Linked DNA regions of Homo sapiens: region 2 is linked to region 1. A link is a loop called in an ENCODE intact Hi-C map of the cell type or tissue named here. Cell type or tissue: HCT116. All regions are shown on one strand. Each heading gives the region's core, and the rest is flanking DNA. Links, peaks and the distances in the headings are about the cores only.

Region 1 (8,338 bases), core at 187-8,186:
ACTTGCTTTTTGTTTTCACAGACAAGGTGAGGAAAAGAGTACCCAAGGAAGAAGGGAAGGGTTTCTTTCCTGTCTTCCTTCTCAATCCAATCATTATTTTATAACATGAGACTGTTTCATAGCTTAAGCTCATCCCCCACAATGGGAAAGAATATTTGTCCTGGAATGCCCAGTCCTTAACATAGCATCTGGAATTTAGCTGGTATTTAATATATTTTAGGCCAATGATGGATGGAAGGATGAAGGATGGATGGGTCCACTACAGCACAGGGCTCTCTGAATGGTTACCCAGATGTTTCCAATACCGATCTTTCCTAATTTTTTCTTTAGGAAAAGAATTTATGCTTAAAGCCAGTTCTGGGAAAGTCAAAAGCTGTTTTAATTTTTTTTTTTTTTTTAGTATGAAGGAAGATATATGGTTGAAGGAAACGAACGAATAAATGGGATATCCTCTCAGGCATTTTCCTCCGAGGAGTCATGCTTACTGAGATTCACATTAAAATCTTGCAGCAAATGTCTCTACAAACTCCGTACTGCTTTTTCTTCCTTACCAGTATCTCCTCTACTAATTTTAATACTATGTAAATATGCTGCTGATCTAACCTCAGCTATCTACCTGCAACTCACAACTACTTTCAGCCTCACACATATGCTCATCTAGTTTTCGTTTTAAGTCATTCTAAAGATCAAATGTCTTTACACTCCTGGAAATGATATTGTGTTGTGTGTGTGTGTGTCTGTGTCTGTGTGTACCTATATATATGTTTGTGTGTAAATTATCATAAATATTTGCCTGGCCACATAGACCACTGCAAGTACCTGGAGATCTGGGAAAACTCATTCTCTTTTTAAATGAACACTGTGCATCTATCTTTTTGGGGGCTTGTGTCTGTCTTTTTCCAGGATGCAGTGACACCAAGCTGAGAACTGACATCAACCAGAGGAAGGGGTTGGAGAGGCAGAATTGAGGTTGGAGCAGCCCAGTAGAGGTTCAGGAAGGTCACTGAAGCTGAGGATGATGAAAGGAGGGTCATAGCAGCCACATCCAGGAGGCCATTTAGGAAAACTTTAAGCAGGCAAGTGATGAGACTTGATTTACTTCTTTACAAGATCATTTTGTGTGCTGTGTGGAAAGGTAATTGGAGGGCACACAAAGCAGAGGAAAGAGACATACATACGTAACTTAGGGCAAAGTTGAAAGAAATTTAAATTCAGTATTACCATTAAACCTCAGCCATTATTAGTCCACTTTAACTTCAGTTTTCCATTTTATTCTGAAGTTAAGGCCTTAAACACGTCACACCTTGGGTTCCAGCATCAAATAACCACAGGCTCCAGCACACCCACATCTTTCTGTTGTGTTTACCCAAGGGTTTCAAGGCTTCAGGGAAGTCTTAACATCTGTAGCCTTTAAAAACCTCCTAATATCAGAGAGCAAGCATGTTTGTTACCTTAACTCTTCTATTGAGCTTGAGCTCATTGTATCCACTTATTTTCAAAGGGTAACTACTCTTACAGAGTTATTGCTTCATGCTTTTTGTTCTCCAGCACACAGGCTGTGGCTATACTATACCCATTCCTGACCACCACCCTGCAAGTCCCAGGTGGTAGGAATCCCCCACTCAGCCCAGCACACCACCTTCTCTTGGTCCAAGTGGCTTCCACATTCGCCCAGCCCTCAGTATCTCTTCAGTGGCTGCAAGAGCCTCTTGACTTGTCTAATACACTCTAGGAGAGGCAGTTGCATAACTGTTCTATTCAAATATTGTTAGAAACACGATTTTGGACTAAAATCACTTTCTGCAGTGGCTTCTCCTTTGTCAAGTAAGAGTGCCATGTTTTACTATTGTGAATCACAAGAAACTTAAATGTCTTTTTTCTTTCAATGTCAATCTATAGCAGAAAAGCATATTTTTAAAAGATACAAAATCACATGAATTAAGTTAAGCATATTTAGAAAGAAAGAATACAATGTTACTTACTCTTTCTGTTACTGAGATTATGATTTCTCTCTAAATATATTCTCTATTTTCCCAGTATTCTTCAACGAGCACGTTACCTTTGACACCATAAATCATTATCTTTTGAAAAGTTTGATATTTTACATAAACTTGTAAATTCATTTAAATGATTTTACTATAACTCATATATATGATTTAACTTGTGTGGGTGTGTGTGCGTGCATGTGTACATGCATGCTTGAACGTAACTTTATTCCTACCAGAAGCACTAACTCCTAACCCTGGTGTAGGAGTACTGGGTTCAGGTTGCACCTACAGGCAGCAAGTCCCACCCTCCAGTGCCTGGGACCCAGGAGAAGAGAGGCCATGAGGTTTTTGAAGGAAATAACGTGGGAAAACAAGAAGGTGGACAAGAAAACAGGTTCCTGAAAAACAGGTTCCTGAAAACAAGAAGGTGGACAGGAAAACAAGTTCCTGGTCATGATAGGACACAAAAGCATGCAATTAAGTGAGAATTAATGAACTAATAGGAAAATGAGAAAATAAAATCCAAATATCCAGTGATTCCTTAACACAGACTCCTAGTTTTAAGACAGATTCTTAGTTTCCCTTATAATGTTAAAGATGAATTTGTCAGAGTCCCTGTCCTCATTTCAAAAACAAAACGAAACAAGCAAACAAATTGGCTTTCTAATATGTGCCATGCATTGTGTAAAGAGCTCTATGAGCATAAAGAAAGACATGACTGTAAAGCACTTAGAACATTGCTTAGTGCCTAACAACCACTGACTCATTGCTGCTGCTATTTTTACATTAGCCACCATTTTAGAGATGAGAAAACTGAGGTTCAGGAAAGTGACACAGCAAAGATTTTAATCCAAGACTCTCTGACTTTAAATCCACTGTAAACTCTTAACTTCATTGCAATTACTAAAGTTACAGTCCAAATGCCTTTCCAAAGGGCCTCAAATGGAAATATTCTAACATGGTGCAAACTGAACTGTGAGTAGTTCTTTGAAGTTCTTTCATTATATTTACTACACTTTCTTAAAATGCAATAGGCTGTGAGATTTACAATGCTCAGAGTTTCTAGTTATTGTCTTTTCCCAGAAGAGCCTTTGATTTTGTTAAGAATCTTACCTTAAATCTATAGATATAATAAGTGAAATCAGGGAAATGCCATCAGGAATTGCAGGCATTATTCTGAACACAGCCGGTACCATACAGGGCTATAGCTGAAACACCTTGGACAGGATGAGGCTGGTTCTAACCTAAAGCATACAGAATACAGGAAAAGTGCCTTGGTTTCTTTTGTGTAACTTCCCAAGGATAGTTTGTTATTCTCCTAAATAATGTATCATATTTGCTGTGGGAGTATACTGGTTAAGAACAAAGCCTTTTGGATTTGGAAAGACCCAAATCCAGGCCTCTTCTCTGTCCTTCCTGGCTGCAGTATCCCATGCAAGTTGTTCTCTTTGAATCTATTCCTGTGTGAGTATAAAACGAATGATAGTACCTACATCATAGGAAAGGAGAGCAAGAAGAAAATGAATTGAGAGAAACGCGTATAAAGTACTTAGCATAGTCCAGATATAGAGTTGGGGCTCAGTAAACGCTGACATTATTAAAAGGAAAACATGTTTTTGGATTCTAAAAAACGCGCCTATTTTAGGCGATGTGTTCTAGGGGAAAGAAGTGAGTCAGGAGATGTGGATCCTATTTTGGGATTCAGAACTGTAGTCACAGGAACCAGCAATTTCCCTGAGAGTTTGTGAGTTGATTATAAAATGGAGAAAGTAATATTTTTGCTTACCTGCTTGGATGCATGGAATACAACTTTCTTCTCCTAAGAATCAAGTGTATAAAACATTTTTTCAGTCATGTGGGTCTTTGTATTGGGCATGAGATGAGAAGGGTATTTTAAACCAGTTTCTCTTGTATACGTTTTTTTAAAAATCTGTCTGCACATGTCAAATCGTCAGCAGCCAAGTCTAGCCTGTAGATGCAGACCGAACACTTCTTTAGGAGCTCTGAACAATATGCCAAGATGCTTACGGATACCAGGAAACAGGAAGACTTTGAAATCAGCAAAATAACTCCTGGAAAATTCTCCTGCTAGTACCTTATCATTCTGCTTCCCTATCTCTGTGCTGTGCATATTAAAAAGAAGGGGGCAAAGAGAAATAATGGATTCTCTGGATTTCCTTGAGATAATATGTTCAGAAATGGTTTCTCTGGGAACTAATGAGACATCCTTTGCAGGCTGAATAATATGAATTCAATTCTAACCCAACCATTGAAGTATAATTTCAAGGTAACCAGTAACATTATTACGTCCTTCCTTCCTTTCATATACCCATCCCAGACTAATGATAACTGTTTTTGCCGAATACTTTTAAAGCTTTTCCTTCCTGATGAAACTTTAGAGTTTTTTCGTTAACAAAGTTTATATAGCAACCATAAAAATCAGAAATTACTAATTAAGACTATTAGGAAAAATCCGCCAGAGGCTTCAGAATTAAAATATATCTTAATTAGATAGGCATTTCAAGATTCTAGGATTCTCTTCTATAAATGGTAAAAGTTCTACCCCCAAACTGGGTGGAACTTCATAGTGCATACTACTGCTTCTGTTCATTCAACTGGGTAGTGTTACTGCATTGTGAATGCATCAATAGGAACAGAAAATTATGCTAGGAGACTAATATTAACAACAATGACAACACCAGAAACAAAATCATAATTGAGAAGTCTGAATATAAATCTTTTTCTCAAGGAACCATTGGCCGCAAGCTGTAGAAACGATGTATTTGTCATTTTATATTTGCCTACAGTGACACCTGCTGGAAAACACTGTTGAAGCTTTAAAATAAAAATAAATTTAAAATTTAAAATAAAAGCCAAGCTTTGAAAATATCAGCCATATATTACTATTATTTTTGCCTAAAAATGCATTGCCTAAACTTCAATTTAATTTCTGATTCTTCTTTTGAATTTTCTTCTCTGTGCAAACTGAGAAACTAAGATTCAATTCCATTTGATGAAATAATTGTTTAACTGGTATGAGAGAATTGGAGTTAACTTTTATATGATGCAAACTATTTTTAAATGGAAGAATTTATAAACAGTTTGGTGGCATTATTTTGCTTCTTTCTGAAATGTTGCTTTAAAATTTGCATATCAACTGCAGTGTGATGATAAGTATTTTTCAAAATCTTACTTAAGAATAAATATCAAGATACTTAATACTGGTGAAAATATTTAATAGCTAGCACTTTCCTAAGCAGCATTAATGCACAGAGCCATTTTGTGTTTGAGGTTTTTATGTTGTCCTTTAGCATGCACTGGATGCCAGCTACACTATGCGTTAAGCAACCAATGTGGATCTTATGCAAATTCCCTTTGATTTCAGCAGAGACTTTGCATACTAAGAGTTCCCATCTCCCAGTGACACAGAAAAGGATTTGTGTACCTATGTCCCATTACCATTAATAACATTCACCAATAAAATTCTAGCCCATTGAGAAGGTGCAAACATTTACATGGAAGTGAGTCTTTCACAAAGCTGATTTTACCCCAAGATTTGGTATCTACAAGGGACTTGTCATCTACAAGGGACTTGTCATCTACAAGGGACATATTTGCAAAGAAGTATCTTGAGATCTTCATATTCTTGAGTTCAGTCACTTCAGACTTTTCACAATCATTTCAGTATGGTTTGTGTGCTGTTGGTGACACTTTTTCCCACTTAAATTTTTTTTCCTAAATGTAAAAACTGTCCTCAAAGTCACAGTTTCTTTATAAAGCAAATACATAGGGTTTCTTTCCACTTCATTTGTAGCTATGCCTCCATTTCTCTAAAAATTCCTTCTAGCATTAGGTAGAGACTTGATGCTTCAGAACAAAGGGACTCATGTCTTTATACCTGCTACATAGCTGGTTTTCCATCTTTTACCATTTCACCATATCTGTTCTTCTGGGAGGAAGCTGTCTTTTCTTAAAAGTCAAAATTCATAAGGGAATAAATGTTCTCTATCTTAAGTTAACCTCCATATTAATCCATTTTCTCATTCCTTCAGCTCTAAAGACTGTGTCTTTATTAACCAGTAAAGCTGCCAATGATTTGTAGAGATGATACTCCACATACCCTTCTTATATATGAGGAAACTTTGGCCAATAGAGGTAGACTAAGGTCAGTTACATGAGAAGCACTTCCTGAATTAATAAAGTGATGCCAGTTCCATAACTTCTGTAGCTGAGCAAAATCAGTAACTTTTTTTCATCTCTGTCCATTGCATCCTGAAGTGGTACTATGGTTCAAATGTCTGTGTTCCCCCAAAATTCATATGTTGAAATCTAATCCCTAGTGCGATGGTATTAGGCAGTAGGGCCTTTTTTCGAGGTGATTAGGTCGTGAGGGCAGAGCCCTCATGAATGGGATTCGTGTCATTATAAAATAAGCCAGAGGAAACTTGTTTGCCTCTTCTACCATGTAAGGACATGGCAAGAAAGCACCAACTATGAACAAGGAAATAGGCCCTTACCTGATACTGAATCTACTGGCAACTTGATCTTGCTCTGTCGCCCAGGCCTGAGGGCAGTGGCACCATCTCAGCTCACTGTAACCTCTGCTTCCTGGGTTCAAGTGATCCTCCCACCTCAGCCTCCAGAGTAGCTGGAATTACAGGAGTGTGCCACATACCTGTCTATTGATCTTGGACTTCTAAGCGTCCAAAACTGAGAAATAAATTTATTTGTTTATAAGCCACCCAGTTTATAGTACTTTGTTATAGCAGAATGAATAAAGTAAGACAAGTGGGTAAAATGAACTTTTAAAAAAAGAGATGGTTAAATATATATATTTTGCTTAGCACCAGTTAAAATTTTTTAAAATAAAAAGATAATTTTTTTAGGTCTCCACATAAATTTTATCCACACACCTTCAAAATAGTTAAGAATATCTCCAAATTTCTTTCTCAGTTCCTGGGATTGAATTTTCCAGGCAGTAAAGCAGATTTCTCTAATCTTTAATCTCCACTCCCAATTAATCCCACATTGCAGGATAAAGGAAGCAGAAGTAAGATACAGAAAACAGTACCCCTCACTCCTGAGAATCCTAAGAGATATTCAGAGAGACCCTGGGTTTCTCACCATACAGAGAAGAAAGTTCAGAAAACTCTGCTTAATGGTTTAAGTAAACTCAATTAAGCTGAAGCTCTTGAGCATACAAGTGTTGCACTTGCTATACAGATGTATGTTTATATTTGTTTTTATTTTATATGTATTTGCTTTTATAAATTGTAGGTAAAATACCAACAACATATCAATTTGATATTAAATTTATCAGCACATTAAAAATCACACAAATCATTAGAAAACTACATTAATGAAAGTATTCAATTTTTCTCCATGCTTTAAAGAGTTAATCCTCAAACGGCATCTGCACAAATTGGAGGTGGGTGGTTTCTGGATCTTTTATCTAAGAATATTTTAATCTTGGGTTCTCATTGTTATGACAGTTCAAATTAAAATCACGTAAGTGTATTCTGAATAACACTTTAGAACTGAGAACTATCATGTCATTTCAGTGACTATGTTTTTTTCAAGTAATTCTACTTCCAATGGTATAGTCCCACTGAAAAAAAAAGAACTGAAGTAGGTTTAATGTGTGGATGATGAAATTTTATCACATGAAGGACAAGTCACACAATCATGTACTACATCCAGGCTTTTCCAATAGTTTCAGTAGAGAAAAGTAGTGGAAAATTTGAGTAATTTCACAATGGCATGGGTATCTGTCAGTCTTTATCTGTCTTGTAGGCCTTTCTTTTGGGATTTTTGGTAGGGCTGAAAATTAAGAGAGCTACCTTTCTTCCCAGTAAGTTGGGCAAATGACCCAAGCTGGCTAATAAGAGGATTCAGTGATTGGTTCAAAGGAGGACATATGATCCAACCAAGCCAATCAGTGTCATTTTTGGTCAGGGCTTATGGATTTGGGAGGGAACAAGGGGGGTTTATATTTCTGGGATGACCTTGACCTGTAAAGATGCTATTGTCTTGGAGCTACCCATGGGACATCTTTGCTAATAGTTGGATAAAGAGAGAGAGAAAGTCCGTCTGAGAATAAAGCTGTATGGATAAAACCAGGGGCAGAGGTAGAGAATTCAAATGAAATAATTGTAACCCCTGAGTTCATTCATTTCTTAATTTATGGTTTCACCTTCCCAATTATGTGTTTGTGATCCAAAACAGTACAAAAAGGTGTTGTTGTTGTTGTTGTTGTTGTTTTCTTGCTGAGCTAGTTCTTCTGTTCCTGTAACTCAAAGGATCTTGACCAATACACCTGGCACATAATATTGCGCATATGCATACTCAAT
Region 2 (8,338 bases), core at 47-8,046, 490 kb before region 1:
ACAAATGAACAAGGGATAACAATTGCTGTTTCAGTCCAGACCCAATTTCACCAAATAATTTCACTCAAGAGCTGTAAGTACCCTTGAAACCTAAGGAATGCAGAACAGCTTTGCATTCAGCTCCCCTTTTTACTCATTCTCTCTCATCTAATTCTCATTGATGAAATAAATACATTTTGAAAAGAATTCAATAGTTATAAAACTAAATATATTTCCCCTTACTTTAAATTATAGCAACAGAAGTAGTATATAATCATTTGTGTAGGTCTTTCAAGCTGCATATAATAATCATCATGTTACTTACAGTATTATATATGAACATCCTTCTTATATTCTAGCTCAAATATTTTCTGGAGAAATTAATTCACAATTTCATTTCCATTTCTGAATTATCAAGCAATTTTAATGTAAGTTAAGATTCTATCCCTGCACTACAGCTGTTGTCCAGGAGAAAATGTAGTGTGACCATTAAATGATTTAATTATTTTAAATATAAATTCCCTTTAAAAACATAAACTGAAAACCTGAAGAGCTGCCATCAGTGGTTTTCAGTTGCATTAAATCTATGACTTTTATTTTTAAAATTAGAAGAAAATTTTTTAAAAGGCAAAATGATCAGTAGGAACTCCAGGTAGCCCAAAAAGCCACTGGACCTTTTACACCTGTAAATCATTGCTTGAGTCTAAATACATATGTCTCTGATTGACCACACTATCTTATGCAATTAATTATACCAAAGGAAAAGGTTTTCCTTAGAATCCCAATTTTCCAGTGGCTAGGGTTATTACCCTCATTTTAGAGAAAAAACAGTTGTTTTAAATTCTCCAACTGTGATTACTTCGTTTAGTTGTGACCACAACTTTTGTGGGAAAAACAAACCTACACTTTCCTTAACCTTTCTCTAGCCAGTATTAAATGACACTCCAGTGAAGGCTGGGCTACCCTTTCACTGCAAGGACAATTTACCAAGCAGGGAAAACCTCTTTCCCTTAGCCTGGCCCCTGCCACACCGCATAAATGGAATTTAGTCTTCTTTCTTCTGGAATCTTATGGAACATACTGCTACTGTGTTATCCACAAGTTCCCTTTCCAGAATTACAGTTGGACTCAATACAAACCACAAAAGTGATAAAATCTCAGAGGGCTGATGTGTTTGGCACCCAAAAAAACAAGTTGGGGAAAGAAATTAGATCTACGTAACATGTGAGGGACAGACAGGAATACTATCAGAGGAAAAGGAAGAAAGCTTTCACCTGTGGCATGAAAAGAAGTTAAAGCAAACCATTGGAAAAAAAAAGTCATCCTACAATCACCATCATCCCTAAACGAAACTATTACCACTTTTTTCAAAGATCTGCAGCTGCGGCTTGCCCTGGAAAGTGCTCTAAATCAAAGTGTACACCCATCCTGGGCGGGCTGGCATCCTCAAGGCCTCCCATTGACATCTAGAACCCTCTCCCAAAAGCTATTCCGGCCTCAAAAGAAATGCCTGAGAAGTCGGCCTTCCCAGGGGCCCACTTCTGCTTGCCCCCAGCGCCCCTCTTCCAGTCCTGGCTCAGATGGAGTTGGGTTTCCAAACCCATCCCAATGGAATTCTCAGATCGCTGGCCTGATAATCTTTAAAGGCTCCTTCGGAGCTGGGGCTCTGACTTTTATCTTCCCTCCCACCCTTCTTCCCTTTTTGCTGGCTCTCCCCACTCCTTTTTCGTCTCGCCCCACCTCCCCTCCTTAATTTGAAGATCATTGACACGATAGGCTGTAATGAGTCCTTCAGAAACTGTTATGATCTACAGTGACAATCTCTGCACCTAATTCACAGATTATTGACAAGCACCGTGGGCTCAATGGTGTCAAGTTGTACTTGTGGTTTCAACACCCCGCAGCAACCCACGTAGCCGCTGGGCCCTGGATTAGGACCCCCAGTCTGGCAGTGCTTATCTGCCCGTCTGAGTGATGGAGAGATGAGTATCAGTCTATACCTCAACTGCTTCAAGCCCGCCTGGGCTTTCTCCCTGGCGCCTTTGTCTGTGTCAGGGTTGGAGCAACGAAACTGAAAGATCTCCAGAGTTTGAAAACAGAGTGAAAGAGCAAATTTAATAAATGAGAGCTCAGCCTTGAATCTTAGTCTTTATTAATAGAGTCATGTCCCTCACACCCAAATAACTATCAAACTTCAAACCACATGTACTGTTTTTCAGAGTTCGGGTTCTTTCCTGGGTTCATCATGAAAGGTGTGAGGGATGAAGGGGAAAAGGGTCTGAGGAGTTGGCAGGGTCTCAGTGGGCCTAAGCTAAGTGGGCCCATCCGCCTGGATAGTCCTCAGAATCCAGCAAGATTGGTTACTTACAAAGCAGGGCGCCCAGCCAACCCGCGCGGGCTCAGGCCTGGACGCTGGGACAGGAGACCAAAAATGCCCGCCCCGCCCCTAAAGGGCGCTTTGCCGCCGCGGAGAAACGCGGCCCGTTGCCAGCCGCTGCGGTTTTCCCTGCTACTAAGGAATCAAGTCACTCGCTGCCCCCTCCTCAGCCCTCAAAGATGGAGGGGCTGCCTTCCTGCTGGCGGCCTTGGGGAGTGGGATTCGGGCAGGTGCTGGGGCCCCCTGGGACCACAGAAATAACACTGCGTCGGGAGAGCTGGGTGGCATTCCCAGGCCTGGGCCACCCACTTGTTTAGCTCTCTTTCCTCAACTAGGGGTTATGCTTTCTCCATGGGCCCTAGAAAGTTGGGCACTCGCTCCCGGCACGCCCACCCGCCCTCAGCCAGGTGCGGCTTCTCCCTCCTGCCTTCACCCAACAACCTGCTACCCCACAGGCTGGGATCCCTGGGTGCGGAACGGGGTGGAAATCTCCAGGACTCTGCTATTGCACGTTCGACATCACTTCCGAATAGCAGGCATATACTCTCTTTCTGGCGTCGCCTCCAACATTTTGCTGGCTTTGGCCTCCCTACCCCACGGGCTGCGGGAACCACTGAGCAGCCTTCGGACCTCGGCTGTCAGCGCACCGTTTCTTACCTTATCGGTTGGCGCGGGTTCACAAAACTAGCACCGACTATATTATTTCTGTAATGGGGACAAGCCTTTTGGTAGAGCAAAAGGTGGGGGTGCTGTGGCTGGAATCCCGCTTGCCTGTCTTTTCCATAGAATTCGGGGTAGAGATTTTATCAAAAGGCTTGATTCTTCTCTCCTTCCATTGCATCTGAACCTACTTACTAAAAAACCTAAGCCGAGATCTAATTCTGGAACCAGATGGAGAAGTCATCTCTCATCGCACTAAATAGCAATTCCCCTTGAAATGTTATCTCGAATTCGCTAATTTTGGGAGGTGGGAAGAATAAACATAAAGGTATCATAAACCTTGCATAGCCATAGTATTCAATATTTTAAAAAGCCATTCTTTTATGAAAAATTAAGCCGATTTCCGTCAATAAGCAAACTTTAAAAACGCGATCTCTAAACTTCTTAAGGGTAAAGTTAAAATCAATAACCATAACCCTGAAGATGTAAATCTTAAAACATCTTGTTCATTTAGCACAGTAATTATTTCTATTTGATTTTAAACAATTAAGCAAACCCACATTTCCCTATTGTTTTAAATTCAGAGGATGTGCCATTTTTACAGTTTCTCTTTCTGAAATAATTCAAAGGCTACTTTTGCCCTCACTTGCTGACCAAAAAGAAGAAGAAGAAATAATAATAATAAAAAAGGCAAAGCTCTTTATTATGTAGACAGGTAGTTTTTTGGAAGTGTAAAAATACTCCCCCTTCCCTAGGATAATTTGGATTCCTGGTCAACGAAATGCTGAATTTCAAAGAAAACCTTCCCTACCATTGGCACACCTTCCCCGAAATCCTACGGCTAAGATGAAAGAAAAAAGATACCAGGCACCTGTTTCTTAGCCAGTATGTGTTTCTTAGCCAGTATCTGGGAAGGAAAAACTTTGACCAGGATTGGTCTAGGGGATGGGAAACACTCAAAGAAGAGACTGGTCTTTTAATTATACTCTGGAAATAAACACATAAAAGCAAGTTATTTCGTTTACTCGAAGGCTCAGTTACGATACTTGCAGGACCTCTGAGGGCATTCAAGACGCTGCTGACAACGTCAAAACAGCAAGCAGCAGCATCTTCCGTTTAATTTTTTGAAATGTGGACAAAACGGAGGAAGTATACTTTGCTTGATTCTCCACGGCTACAGAAAAATGCTTTGTTTTTCGTCACTTTTCTTTACCTGTTTTACCATCGCAGAACCTTTCAAAAGAGTTACAAAACCAAACCGGGTGGGGGATGGCTGGGATGTGAGGAGGACAGTCTTTATTTTTTATTGAATTAAAATTGTAGTATCGCCTCTTTAGTTTTTTATTGAGTTAATATTATATTATTTTTCAAGGATATAAAAATTTGTTTTCGCATCCCGTTTCTTTTTTGGAGGGCAATAAAAGAGTTTTCTCTAACCCCAGAGCAGGATTCCAGCGATTTCTGGGACTGGCGCTGCGCAGCTCCTACTGTGTCCAACAGGGGGCGCTGGGCACGAACCTGCGCAGCGGCTCAGTGCCGCTTCACATCTGAGTCGGGTTCCAGCCCCGGAAGGCGAGAGCCGCTCGCGGGGTCGAGTACAGAGCTTTAGTCTTCGTGGATAAAAAGAGATTAAAGGCTAAATTCTTTTTTGGGGATATGTGTGTGTGTGTGTGTGTGTGTGTGTGTGTGTGTGTGTGTTGGTGTGTGTGTGTGTATATGTGTGTATGTGTGTGTGCGCGCGCGCGCATGGGGGGGTGGTTATCAATTTTAACCAACTACGAAAATGCAGAGCTTTTTATCCTTTGATGTTCTCATAAAGAAACTCCTATCGGATGAGAAATTACACGGTTTCTGAGCCAACACTGCAGCTATAGTGTGGGGGAAATTATTTAATTAAAAATATATTTTTCCATCTGTTCACATGATCTTTTTAGAAGTACTTAAAAAGCTGACACTGATCCCTTTGGCCTGTTAACCTTGCCCCCAGTTTCAAATACTTTTAACTATATCGAAGGCCTTTCTATTAATTTGAAGGAGAAAAAAAGGAGACCTAAATATTTAAATCACCCCTAAATAGTTACTCCTCTGCACTCCCCCGTCCCACCCTTTCTTTAAACAGGGGCTTTTATGTGAGTGACACATTTCACACTTCCGATTCTGCAAAGCCAGGTATAAATGACAAGGAGCGGCTCTAAATAATAATAATAATAAAATCTAATTTGGGACTACATAACACCCAAGTAGAGTAGAAGATCTAAATAAAATTGTAATCCACCCACCCACCCCCCCCCAACCCAACTTAAAAAAAAAAAACCCTTCACCTGTATTTAAATAGCGTGTCTTTAATTACAGCAGTTGGGGATGCATGAGGCTGAAATGAAATTAGCAGTCATTACCAGTCCTTTAACTCTGTGGTGCTTTTGATCAGCACTAAATTAGCTTTCCAGTCCTAACAAAGACTCTACAGCAAGCAGTGGGCTGTAAATAAGACAGCGCGACCTGCCCTCAACACCTTTTCTCTTGTCAATCATAGCTCTATCATTCAGCCCAAGATTAACCTTTATCTATCAAATTAAAAAAAAAGAAAAGAAAAAAGAAGGAAAGAAAGAAGAAAAAGAAAAAAGAAAAAGAAGGCGGGAAGGAAAGCCCCCTGACCACCACATGTCGCAATAACAGAGGTTCCCAAGAGCCCCCTTAAAAGTGTATTATAATGAGCCCATGTCAGAATCTGCAATTTCCAAATCATCCCTTCCTACTCCACCCCCTACACCTCTCGAGTATGTTAGAAGAGTCAGAATGCTGTTCAGGTAGGAAACGAATCCTACACCCTCTCCCCCGCCCGCAATGGCTAATTGGGCGTGGACCACCCTCCATAAGTCAATTTGCCATTAGCCTGTCCTCTTCTATTAGTCTAACAAGATTTAGGGAGAGGAGGGGATGTTTGAGGAGGAAACACTGGTGAGTTTAAGACATATATATATAAGTTCCTAGGCTGAAAACAATCAATTTACTCCACTAATAGTCTCTAGTTTCTAAGTCTGCGGAGGAAAAAAACCAACAGCAATAACAAAAACCCAGCTGCTTTTCCCAGTACTGCATTACGAAAGTAAAACATTGGTTCAAGTTGCCATTAGAGGGCGCCAAAGAGCAAGCCCCATCACCCCTCGCTCGACTTCCCGCAGAAACCCTCCCACCTTCCAGCTTCGCCATGCTCTGTAATTCCTTCTCTCAGGTAATATTTCCTGCTTATTCTGCCCCCATGCATTTCTATCTTCCTCTATGTCAATCTCTTATAAAAAACGAGGTATCGCCATGTCCCCTTCCTCTTGTTTTGCAACTTCCCCCTACCCGTAACCACCACCAAAATAGTTAAGACGCCGATTGAAGTAGTAGCAACCCCTTAATGATATGTACCTTTTGAATCAAATCACTCTTTCCATTTAGTAACATTGGTCTGGAAGAGGTTCTTTATGGGGGTGAAATGCTAGAGTTTAACATTTTTAAGATGGAAGCCTGAATTTTTCATTAGTGGGTTTCTTTCTGGGGGCTCACAGATCTATTTCTTCAGTTTCATAGTAAAAGAAACACACCCTTGTAAGACAACTGATTAAGTTCAGTACCAAAACCGTCCAAAATAGGATGAAATAATGTCATTTCATTTCTGCATTTGTTAAATCTAAATTAGAATTTAATTCCAAAAGTTAACGCTTTCAGACTTAAATCTACCAGTGTTAAATGACTGCCACACAGGGTGTATTTCCAGATCTCTTAAAGGTCAAAAGAAAAAAAAAAAAAAGAAAGAAAAACAGAATGAGTGGGGAAGAAAGTGAGGTGGGGGGAGGAGTGAGCTAGCAGTGAATGTCAAAGTTGGGTTGCAAGCTACTTACATGTCCATGCCAGATCAGGGTGTTGTCTTGTAGCAGTTTGATTGGCAGGTAAAAAAGCGAAAGAACGTGAGGGCTCCCTGAGCCTCTTGTCAGCCCAAGCTTGATCACTTCTCACCGGACAGAACCAGTTGAAGGAGCTTGCAGTTCCCCTCTCGTCCTTCATCCAAGGCACCGTGAATCCATTTCGGCTTTTCTTCCCCCCAGTCTTTCCATCAGCCTCCTGCCTTCACCCACATCGCCTTACACCAGCCTCCAAGACCTAGCCTAGCTTTGCCACTGCAATCCCCTGCAACAAGAAAAATCGTTTATGGCTTAAAACCCCAAATGGCTGATTTTTTAAAAGAGAGAGAGAGAGAGAGAGGGAGAGGGAGAGAGAGAAGAGAGAGAGGGTGAGGGGGAGAGAGAGGGGGAGCGAGAAGAATGCACCCAGAGAACAACAAAAAAGTCAGTTATCCTAACACTGCTCTATCCCCCCACCGTACAGAAGAAGAATAAAAAAAAAAGCTTTATGTTTTTTCAGTGGGTATTCAAAGATAATTTGATGCCATTGTTTCTGCTACAGATGGTTCTTTTAAATACAATAACACGGCTCTTTGTGCAGGCTACCCACAATAAAAATCGAAAGCGTTCCCCTGAATAACCATTTTGTTCTCTCTTGTATGGGGCCAACAAAAGATGCCGTGAGGTAATGGGTTCTGTTTATTGAAGCCATAGAATAGGGGTTTGATAAAGATTTTTTTAAAGCAGAAGACCTTGCAAGGTCGGGCTGATCTCTTCATATTTTTTTATTACAATATTTGTCCAATAGATTATTCCTTGGTGCAGCTGCAGGTTTCCTCCTCAATTCTTAATCAGCCCAAACATCTGTCTCTTTGAGGAGGCTTTTAAAAATCTACAATTGTATCATTGGTGCAGTAACCTTATCAAACCCTGAGTTTTTAGGCTCAGTACAGGCAAAGGCAATGAAGTTTCAATTCTATTTGGTCCTGGTGGGGTGAGGCAGAGGGTTGGGGGAGAGGAGATAAGCAACCCCAGATAGAGTGACTGAAAAAAAAATGAGGCTTTACTCTCCCCCACTCTCTGGTTGGCCGTGCACAACTGTATGAGCCAGACACACAGATCACTGAGGGCTTCTTTCATCCCAAGGTGTTTCTCCCCATCTCTGCAAGACCCCGCCAGTATGCGCATGCTAGACAGGGGCTAGGCATGTTTTCTTAACATACTTGCCCTTTCCTCCAGTAAGGTCTCCAATCCTGGAAAACCTAGGATGGGAGCCCAGTGGGAGGAGTGGAACAAGCTAAAGGTTAGTCTTTAGCACCCAGAAAGTCCTACTCTTGGCTCTTTTTGATTCATCATTAGCTAGCTTTGACTCACTAATTGCAGCCATGTGAGGGACTGGTGGCCACAGCCTTCCTATTACAGCACCCTATCCCCT

Evidence for each region. Hi-C counts contacts between places; a loop is a spot of excess contacts. Peaks named below come from ENCODE experiments on the same cell type or tissue, not always from the same donor. Only the 100,000 strongest peaks of a DNase experiment are listed, where the experiment ranks them.
Region 2: a loop joins it to region 1, with 6 times the contacts of the local background. A loop is called at or near these places in 31 of 110 quality-filtered maps.

What each region holds. Positions count from the first base shown.
Region 1 is chr3:181,206,872-181,215,209 of GRCh38, reverse strand. All of the region lies in intron 3 of SOX2-OT (SOX2 overlapping transcript), which reads right to left. Among named protein-coding and RNA genes, the nearest start is that of SOX2-OT, 150 kb to the right of the region's middle. In HCT116, for the core only: no CTCF peak of the experiment used is centred there; a DNase peak (open chromatin) is centred at 4,769; H3K27me3 peaks cover 2,871 bases.
Region 2 is chr3:181,698,449-181,706,786 of GRCh38, reverse strand. It overlaps SOX2-OT (SOX2 overlapping transcript), which reads right to left. Exons shown (of 7, transcript NR_075092.1): 6 at 6,904-7,189. Among named protein-coding and RNA genes, the nearest start is that of SOX2, 9.3 kb to the left of the region's middle. RefSeq lists an enhancer at 1,497-1,998. In HCT116, for the core only: CTCF peaks have their summits at 4,522 (motif pointing right) and 6,143 (motif pointing right); DNase peaks (open chromatin) are centred at 4,536 and 6,146; H3K4me3 peaks cover 1,235 bases.